2 separate regions of the Homo sapiens genome follow, and region 2 is linked to region 1. Evidence: chromatin loops called from intact Hi-C (ENCODE). Cell type or tissue: endothelial cell of umbilical vein. All regions are shown on one strand. Each heading gives the region's core, and the rest is flanking DNA. Links, peaks and the distances in the headings are about the cores only. Region 1 overlaps SLC25A12 (solute carrier family 25 member 12). Region 2 has its middle 25 kb from the start of DLX2-DT.

Region 1 (5,387 bases), core at 80-5,079:
TCTCTTTTGTGAGAATACATGTTGTGTTTTATTTTCTCATCCTTTAAGATAAGATTTGTCATCCTTATGGACTCTCCATTTAATTGTGTTCTTTTTTAAGCCTAAAAATTGTTCTGTTTGTAGCTGTGGGAGCCACTGCAGTGTATCCTATAGATCTGGTGAAGACCCGAATGCAAAACCAGCGTGGCTCTGGCTCTGTTGTTGGGGAGCTAATGTACAAAAACAGCTTTGACTGTTTTAAGAAAGTCTTGCGTTATGAGGGCTTCTTTGGACTCTACAGGGGTGAGTAAGCAAATCCCAGCTGCTGAAGTTAGTGATTTGATCTCACCAGCAGCAGATTTTAACTCACTAATTATGGAAGCCAATATGTAGTATGCCTAGCCAGACTAGGTCTGTTTCTCTCTTTTTATTTTCTCTTTGCTCATTTCCCTTTTTGCATTCTTTCTGGTGATTAGCAATATTAATCTGCAAATAAGGTCTTCATTTCTTCTTCTTGTGGTTTATATTTCTTGGTGTCCAAATTATGTGTTTGTCCCAACATGGGTCTATGTCACCATGCTCCTACAAACCAAGGCACATATCTGCAGGTGGAATACAAGGATGATAGTTAAGAAATATAGAGCTGCTTTTCTCAAAGAATTAAAGAGGAGAAATACATCTCTTTCCTGTGAAAAAGAATCCAGGTTACCACTCAAAGATGAGTTTACCCTCCATATATTTATTTCAACTGAAATAAATATCAAATGTTTTTGTCTCTTTCAGGGACCATTTATAAATTTTTTCCAATGAGCCATCTGAAGGTTTAAAAAAAAAAAAAAAAAGGAAAACCCTTTGGTTCCAAGTCTAATTCTTGCTTCTTTCCCCCACTTAGCTCAGAGGTGTACAGTCAAAACAGAGAGATTTTCTTTCGCAGGGAATGTTAGCAGCCACTCTAGACTGAGCACAGTGCAGTTGGCATCAGAGGCAGCACTGCGCCCCATGCAGAATTTTCCCCACCCCCCGTTGTCTTTGTAGGAACTTGTCTCTTTGGAGAGAGAATGACTTTCATGTATGTGTTTTCACATTAGAATATAGGGTTTCCTTTGGGAGGGAGATTAATTTTTTAATCTCTTTGGGCGCCACTTGGGATTCTATGAAAATACTCTCTACATGCTCAAGTCCATGCCATTTATGTAATTTACTGTACTTGTTTGTTTGCACATACAAGCTCATTAATCCCTAGCCTATTCTGAGCTCTGTTGAACTATTTGGCTTAGAAATCTTCCTAAGAAAGACTGGGCCCGAACAGAGCTTTATGCTCATGGACAGGAGGAAAAAAACACCGCTGGTTAGCATTATATACAGGTATTCAAGCAAAAAATATAACTCCGATAAACTCATAATTGAAGTAGAGGGTCACAAGGATGTTCATTTTTAGCATTATATATAGAATAATAGGAGAGAGTTATTCCGAAATCAAACTAGGCTCAAGTACCCTGCTCTTGAGAATGAATGTGATGAGTTTTCCTCAAATATTCAGAACTGTAGTCTCTTTGAATTCCACCTGTACAGCATGTACCCTGTGGAAAGGCGTACAATATCCAGAATGCAGACCTTTCCATGTGAATGCTTGTTTTAACTGATTAAACCCTGCATATCCAGATTTTATTTAATGGGGAATCAAGGTTGAGTGGCATTAAGGTTGTTTTTTTCCTTGATATCTCCAATATTTCTTTGTTGAATAATGACCTTTCTCCTCTTTGGTATACTTTTAAATTGCAAAGAAAATGTCCCCTATTAAAAGGAACCTAGATATTTACTGCATAGTTTAGCCTTCTCAATGGATAGATGCTTACAGAAGATTTCATTTGAGAGAGATGTCATGTTTATTAAATGGATGCAATATAGCAAGTAGGGGAGGGGATTGTTGGTTTTATTCAGGATGTAAGCTCATAAAAGCAGTTCTTTAAATGAGAGACTTTTGTATTAGGGAGAAGATTGTAGGAGTCCTGTATGTGAGCACTATGATTATTGAGATTGTCATATATTGCTTGCAACTGGTCCATTATTCTGTCAGATGATTGACAAAATTGTTGACAGATTAGCTAAATTTCTTCGCAGGCAACAATGATAAAATGACACAAATCAGTACTTTATTAAATTCCATGAGCCTTATTGAGGCGAGTTGTAAAACAAATATGCATGCTGACATGGTTGTATGGGAGTTAGATTAAAAGTAATAGAGCCTGATAATCACGAGGGTTAGAAAGTTAATACTGCCATCTGCTGATTTGTTCTTTTAAATCAGTCTGCTACGCATGAAAGGTGTGTGAGGCTTTGTGTGTATCATTGATAATTCAGCCTGACTGACAGTAGCCTATATGTATGATTACTTGTGGCTCTCAACTTATGGAACTCAGCAGTATCCTCAAAGCAGGCTTAAGATCAGCAGTCAGCAAGCAGGCAAACACATATATAACTCCCCTTTGGCTGGATGATTTAAAGGATATAAAATGTTTATTGTTAGCATCTTTAAAAAATGTATGCAAAAAAGTATGCTAACAATTTGGATAAGCTGTGTGCTTTAGAAAGCTGAGCCCAACAGATGTTGAATTGTTTATTTTTTTCTTTTCCAGTTTACAACCAGCCTGGGGAATTTAACTTTCTAAGGATTATGATTTCCTTTGTTTTGAGGGGATTCTTTTAAAATGTCTTAAGCTTGACATATATTAGTCAATAAGAATACAACAGGCATATGTTTTTGCTTATAGGAGATACTCGTTAAACAATACTTAAAACTGCATTTTTCTTTGCAGTTTTGGCTTCCTTTTAAATAAATGAATATTGAATGCTGTGTTTCTCTGAAGAGAAGATTATGGGAGTTAGTATTCTATAATAACGAAGCCACTGTATGCCATTATGTAGGTAGCAAAATCTGGGTATGCTTAACAGCATGCTTTTCAGAGCTTTTCCAAGTGTACAGTATCTGTGTATGTTTATATGTTGTTGGTTGTAATAAGGGAGGGAATTTGGTTACATTGTTATTGGCAGTGTTCCCAGAATAGAGAAGACGCATGGCTCCGTTTCTTCTTCATGGACTTTTTGGGAAGTGTTGGATAACTAGGCTTTAAAGTAAGCATGCTTAAGAAGAGGATTTATAGCCTCAAGAAAACGTGACATTATACTGCATTTGTAAATAATTATTACATATGTATACAGAGTTTTAAGGATAATCTTTTTCCCATTTTAATGAAAACTCTGCAATGTTTGATGGGTAAATAATATGGGGGAAACTCTTTGTTGCTGGGCTTGTGTATTCATGTCTGGTACAGCTATATTGCTGATGATTCTGTCCCTTTACCTAGGTCTGATACCACAACTTATAGGGGTTGCTCCAGAAAAGGCCATTAAACTGACTGTAAGTTTATCTCTAACTGAATTTATGTCATTTGTTTAGATTACCATTAAGCCAAAAAGCTAAAATCAAGGCTAGGCGTGGTAGCTCATGCCTATAATCTCAGCATTTTGGGTGGTGGGAGGATCACTTGAGACCAGTTCTAAACCAGCATAAGCATAGTAAGAACTCAGCTCTACCAAAACAACAACAACAACAACAAAATTAAAAATTAGCCAAGTGTGGTGATTTATGCCAGGAGGCTGATGTGGGAGGATTGCTTGAGTCCAGGAATTTGAGGCTGTAGTGAGCTATGATCATGCCACTGCACTCCAGCCTGAGCAACAGAGTGAGACCCTGTCTCAAAAACAAAACTAAAATTGATGCTGCTGACACTGGCACACTGTCGCAGAATTTGTACAACTTTAATTTTACATGTAAGCATTTGATAATTTTAAATTTTATCATAAGACAAATATTTTGCTGACTTGGAAAAGCAACAGTATGCCAGAAGAGAAATGGTTGGGAATTTTGGTTAACTGATGTTGTCTTTCTAATTAGGTTAATGATTTTGTTCGGGACAAATTTACCAGAAGAGATGGCTCTGTTCCACTTCCAGCAGAAGTTCTTGCTGGAGGCTGTGTAAGTATTACTGTTAGGCGCTTCTTGTGACAAATACATTCCGTTGACCTTTTTGCACAGATATAATAGATATCTTAGTGGCATTTCTCTTGAACTCAAGGGATTCTAAGCAGGTTTTCTCAATAATCATATGGAATAAGTTTTAAATTTTATTGTAAAAGCTAACGGGTTTTGAGTGTAGAAAAGAGGTAGCATTTTCCGCCAGTTAGAATGGTGATCATTAAAAAGTCAGGAAACAACAGATGCTGGAGAGGATGTGGAGAAATAGGAACCATTTTACACTGTTGGTGGGAGTGTGAATTAGTTCAACCATTGTGGAAGACAGTGTGGCAATTCCTCAAGGATCTAGAACTAGAAATACCATTTGACCCAGCAATCCCATTACTGAGTATATACCCAAAGGATTATAAATCATTCTACTATAAAGACACATGCACACATATGTTTATTGTGGCACTATTCACAATAGCAAAGACTTGGAACCAACCCAAATGCCCATCAGTGACAGACTGGATTAAGAAAATTTGGCACATATACACCATGGAATAATATGCAGCCATAAAAAAGGATGAGTTCCTGTCCTTTGCAGGGACATGGATGAAGCTGCAAACCATCATTCTCAGCAAACTGTCACAAGGACAGAAAACCAAACACCACATGTTCTCACTCATAGGTGGGAATTGAACAATGAGAACACCTGGACACAGGGCAGGGAGCATCACACACTGGGGCCTGTCATGGGGTTGGGGGTTGGGGGTTGGGGGAGAGATAGCAGTAGGAGAAATACCTAATGTAAATGATGAGTTGATGGGTGCAGCAAACCAACATGGCACATGTATACCTATGTATCAAACCTGCACATTGTGCACATGTACCCTAAAACTTAAAGTATAATAACAAAAAAAGAGGTGGCATTTTCATCAGCTCTATCTCTTTGATGCTCCTAAAGCATTACCTTCCAGACTTTTTTAAAAGTTCTAATTCCTATGCCTTTTAAGAAATAGAGTACAGAAAATATAGTAGTGGATAGAGTTACCATTCATATATGTTAACTGGAACTTTAAAACAAGTGTGAGATGGCTGATTAATTGGGCCCTTATATCTTAGGTATAGGACTGAGTAAGCCATTGTTTAATAATAATTTTTCTTCTTTAGAGGCCAGAGGGTATGGCAAACAATAATAACGGTAACTACATTTCAGCTATTGACAGAAATTCTGAACCAAGAGACTCAGATATTTACTTAGCGCACAAAGGTTTCTGTCTTTAAAGTGTAAGCATGACATGATTATTGGCAAACAATAATAACGGTAACTACATTTCAGCTATTGACAGAAATTCTGAACCAAGAGACTCAGATATTTACTTAGCGC
Region 2 (5,387 bases), core at 295-5,294, 320 kb before region 1:
GTGGGTGGATCAGTTGAGCCCCAGAGATCGAGGCTGCAATCAGCTGTGATCACGCCATTGCCTTCCAGCATGGGTGACAGAGTGAGATCCCGTCAAAAAAAAAAAGGGGGGCCAGGCACAGTGGCTCATACCTGTAATCCCAGCACTTTGGGAGGCTGAGGCAAGTGGGTCACCTGAGGTCAGGGGTTCAAGATCAGCCTGACCAACATGGAGAAACTCCATCTCTACTAAAAATACAAATATTAGCAGGGCATGGTGGTGCATGCCTATAATCCCAGCTACTCAGGAGGCTGAGGCAGGAGAACTGCTTGAACTCAGGAGGCAGAGGCTGTGGTGAGCTGAGATCATGCCATTGCACTCCAGCCTGAGCAACAAGAGTGAAACTCCATCTCAAAAAAAAGAAAAAAGAAAAGAAAATATAAATAAAAAGTACACATACGAAATAAAAACCCCACTGAATGGGCAGACTGAGATGGCAGAAGAAAGAGTCAGTAAACTAGAAATTACCTAGTTTGAAAAACAGGGAGACAAAAAGATTGAAAACAAAAGGCTCAGAGACCTATAGGACAATATCAAGCAATCTACCCTACATATAATTGGAACCCCAGAATGACCAAAAAGAGAAAAGAGAGCTAAAAAAAAAACTGTCCAGGAATGATGGCCAAAAACTTCCCTAATCTAGTGAACAACATAAATTTACAGTTTCAAGAAGCTCAGCAAATTCAAGCAGGAGAAATAAAAACCACATCTAGGTATATCACTGCTGAAAACCAAAGATAAAGAGAAGAATCTTTAAAGCAACCAAGGAAAAATGACTCATTACTACAGGAGAACAATGATAGTTTTAATAGACAACTTCTCATCTAAAACAATGGAAGCCAGAGACAGTGGTGTAATATTTAAATCTTTTTTTAAAAAAAACTGTCAACCCAAAATTCTATATTGAGTAAAAATATATTTTAAGAATGAAAGCAAAATAAAGCCATTTTCAGATAAATGACAACTAAAAGAATGCATCACAGCAGACCTATGCTACAATAAATGCTAAAGGAAAAAGCTTAGGCTGGAAGAAAATGAAACCAGATGGAAACTCAGCTCTTCAGGGAGAAATAAAGACTACCAGATGGCCAGGTATGGTTGCTAACACCTGTAATCCCAGCACTTTGGGAAGCCAGGGCAGGAGGATCGCTTGAGCCTAGGAGTTCAAGACCAGACTGGGCAACAAAGCAACAACATATCCTACAAAAAATTTTTTTAATTAGCTGGACATGGTGGTGCATGCCTGTGGTACCCACCACTTGGGAGGCTGAGTTTGGAGGATCACTTGTGCCCAGGAGTTCAAGGCTGCAGTGAGCTATGATCACACCACCACACTTCATTCAACCTGGATGACAGAATGAGAGTCCATCTCAAAAAAAAAAAAAAAAAAAAGACCACCAGAAATAATAAATATGTAGGCAAATATAAAAGATTATCTTTTCTTTTCTTTCTCTTTATTTAAATACATATGACTATTTAAGGCAAAATTGTAACGAAGTATTGTGGTAGCTACAGCATTCTCATACATAATACATGTGACAACTATAGCATAAAGCAGGAGTCAACAAACTTTTTCTGTAAATAGTAAGACAGGAAATATTTTAGGCTCTGTAAACCATGTGGTCTCTGTTACAACTATTCAACTATACCATCACATGGCATGAAAGTAGCCATAAACAATACATAAGTGAATGTGTGTAGTTATGTTGCAATAAAATAAAAGCAGATACAGCCAAGATTTGACTCACCAGTAAGAGTTTGCCAACCCCTGGCATAAAGGATTGGGGGTAAATAAAACTGTATGGTTGCAAAATTTTTATATGTAATATGAACTGGTATCATAATTCCAGGTAGACTATAAAAAGTTAAGGACATATATTATAATCCCTAGAGCAACTATTCAAAATAAAAATGCAAAGAATAGGGCCGGGCACAGTGGCTCAAGCCTGTAATCCCAGCACTTTGGGAGGCCGAGGCAGGTGGATCACAAGGTCAGGAGATCGAGACCATCCTGGCTAACACAGTGAAACCCCGTCTCTACTAAAAATACAAAAAAATTAGCCAGGAGTGGTGGCGGGTGCCTGTAGTCCCAGCTACTCGGGAGGCTGAGGCAGAAGAATGGCGTGAATCCAGGAGGCAGAGCTTGCAGTAAGCCGAGATTGCGCCACTGCACTCCAGCCTGGGCGACAGAGCGAGAGTCCGTCTCCAAAAAAAAAAAGGTGCAAAGAATAACAGAAAAGCCAATATCGAAAAATAAAATGGGACCAGGCACAGTGGCTCACAGCTGCAATTCTAACACACTGAAAAGCCAAGGTGAGAGGATTTCTTGGGTCCAGGAGTTCATACCAGCTAGGGCAACATAGCAAGACCTCCATCTCTACAAAAAAAAAAAAAAAAAAAAAAAAAAAAAAAAAAACCAGCCAGGCATGGTGGCATGCACCTATAGTCCTAGCTACTCAGAAGGCTGAGACAAGAGGATTCCTTGAGCCCAGGAGTTTGAAGATGCAGTGAGCTATTATCACACCAAGGTACTCCAGCCTGAGTGATAGAGTGAGACAATGTCTCCAAAAATAAGTAAATAAATTTTAAAAATGTAATTTTAAGAAAATACCCAACTGACTCTAGAGAAAACAGCAAAGGAAAAACAGAGGAACAAAAACAAACCAATGAAACAAACAGAAAACAAATAGACATAAGTCCAAATCTATTGATATTTATATTAAATCTAAATGGACAAAATTTGGCAGAGGTTATCAAACTAAATGAAAAAAACAAGACCCAACTATATGCTTTCTACAAGAGACATACTTGTGCCAGTTACCAATTTATTGCCTCTCAGCCCCAAATTCACCTTTCATTGCAGGTCCTGTAAAAATGGAGCTAGGTTCTTTAGATATTTTCCCTTTGCCATCTAGCAAAATACCAAGTTTTGTCAGTAGAGGGCACTAGAGAAACACTGCAGGAAGAAAGGATTTTCTTTCCTGGTTTTGTAGTGCTCTCTCAGCAGATAACCTGAGGCACTTTCAGCTTCTATAGTGCCCAGCTCCTGAAGTTCACAGTAGTCAGAAGTAAACAGAAGGCAGCAACTTCTGCATACCCTCTCAGGCAGTTTCATAGCAGAAAAAACCTCTAGCAAAACTCACTCCGCATTAACGACTTTCATTGGTACCCTAGAAAATAAGTGTCTGGATGGGCCGGGCGCGGTGGCTCACACCTGTAATCCCCAGCACTTTGGGAGGCCGAGGCGGGCGGATTAGACCATCCTGGCTAACATGGTGAAACCCCGTCTCTACTAAAAATACAAAAAATTAGCCGGCCGTGGTGGCGGGCGCCTGTAGTCCCAGCTACTCAGGAAGCTGAGACAGGAGAATGGCGTGAACCTGGGAGGCAGAGCTTGGAGTGAGCCGAGATCGAGCCACGGCACTCCAGCCTGGGCGACAGAGCGAGAGTCCGTCTGAAAAAAAAAAAAAAAAAAGGAAAAGAAAGTAAGTATCTGGCAAGTTTTGGAGGGTGGATTTCCAGCAAGTTCTGGGGTTTTTCTTATTGTTCATTTATTTATTTATTTATTCTTTAGAAACAGAGTCTCGCTCTGTCGCCCGGGATGGAGTGCAGTGGCGTGATCTTGGCTCACTGCAACATCTGCCTCCCAGGTTCAAACGATTCTGCTGCCTTAACCTCCCAAGTAGCTGGATTACAGGTGCCCACCATCATGCCCAGCTGACTTTTCTATGTTTAGTAGAGATGGGTTTTCACCATGTTGGCCAGGCTGGTCTCGAACTCCTGCTCAGGTGATCCACCCACCTTGGCTTCCCAAAGTGTTGGGATTACAGGCATGAGCTACCATGCCTGGCCACATTAAGTTCTGTTAATGTGGCATCACATTGGCTTCTCTGCCATTCAATGAGCCACCCTCTTCAACAAGGTCTAGCTCTCAGCTTGGCAAGAAGGGCATGCGAGGTAGTAGTAGAGAGGAAGGGCATTCTTCTCTGGGCAACCTATCTCAGCCTTAAGGACAGTGGCTGCTCCTTATATCTGCTATTTCTATATTCTTTAGAGTTTTCTTTACTACTAGCCAATCTCTCATTATTTCAATCGCGTTTTATTTAATAATTCTTTATATTAAGCATTCCCACTTCAAATTGCTGTATCATTTTTGTCTGTTGATTAGACCCTCACTAATTTGACCTTTCAATATAAAGACAGATAGATCAAAAGAAAAAGATGTAAAAAGATATACCCTGCAAACAATAAGCATGAAAAAGCTGGACTGGCTATCTTATGATCATATAGTCTTCAAGACAGAGTATGCCAGAGATACAGTGGGACATTACACAGTGATTAAAGATTTAATTCATCAGGAAGACGTGTATGTACTTAAAAACAGAACTCCAAGATACATAAAGAAAAACCGATAGAATTAAATGAAAAAACTAACAAATCTATAAACATCATTGAAGATTTTAATATCTTTTTCTCAGTAATTGATAGAACAATCCAAAAAAATAGCAAAGACATAGAAATTTTCTTTTCTTTTCTTTTTTTTTTTTTTGAGATGGAGTTTCACTCTTATTGCCCAGGCTGGAATGCAATGGTGCCATCTCAGCTCACTGCAACCTTCGCCTCCTGGGTTCAAGCAATTCTCCTGCCTCAGCTTCCCAAGTAGCTGGGATTACAGGCACCTGCTACCACGCGCAGCTAATTTTTATATTTTTAGTAGAGACAGAGTTTCATTATGTTGTCCAGGCTGGTCTCGAACTCCCGACCTCAGGTGATCCACCTGCCTCGGCCTCCCAAAGTGCTGGGATTACAGGTGTGAGCCACCGTACCTGGCCAATAACATACTTCTAAATAACAATAGGTCAAAGAATAAATCACAAGGAAAATTTTAAACATTTCAAAGTGAACGATAATTAAAATACAACATATCGAATATATGGAATACAGATAAGCAGTGATTAGGCCAGAGGTTCCCCAAATTTCTTGGTTCACAATGCCTTCCTTCATTGTCTCAGTAAGTTTTTACAGTTCCCCTGGCCCAAAAAAAGACCACATAAGAGTTACATTTATTAAGTACAGTCATATGTTGCTTAATGAAGAGAATACATTCTGAGAAAGGCATCATTAGGCGATTTCATCATTGTGCAAACATGATAGAGTGTACTTACACAAACCTAGGTGGTATAGTCTGCTACACACCTAGGCTATATAATAGGGCCTATTGCTTCTGGGCTACAAACCTGTATAGCATGTTACTGTACTGAATACTATAGGCAATGAGAACACAATGGTATGTATTTGCGTATCCAAATATATCTAAATATAGAGGCCGGGTGCGGTGGCTCATGCCT

What was found. Peaks named below come from ENCODE experiments on the same cell type or tissue, not always from the same donor. Only the 100,000 strongest peaks of a DNase experiment are listed, where the experiment ranks them.
Region 2: a loop joins it to region 1, with 13 times the contacts of the local background. A loop is called at or near these places in 13 of 110 quality-filtered maps.

The regions. Positions count from the first base shown.
Region 1 is chr2:171,808,234-171,813,620 of GRCh38, reverse strand. SLC25A12 (solute carrier family 25 member 12) reads left to right here. Exons shown (of 18, transcript NM_003705.5): 11 at 124-282; 12 at 3,345-3,397; 13 at 3,935-4,015. Among named protein-coding and RNA genes, the nearest start is that of SLC25A12, 83 kb to the left of the region's middle. In endothelial cell of umbilical vein, for the core only: no CTCF peak of the experiment used is centred there; a DNase peak (open chromatin) is centred at 2,270.
Region 2 is chr2:172,125,034-172,130,420 of GRCh38, reverse strand. No RefSeq gene overlaps it. Among named protein-coding and RNA genes, the nearest start is that of DLX2-DT, 25 kb to the right of the region's middle. RefSeq lists a silencer at 3,448-3,624. In endothelial cell of umbilical vein, for the core only: a CTCF peak has its summit at 2,978 (motif pointing right); a DNase peak (open chromatin) is centred at 2,970.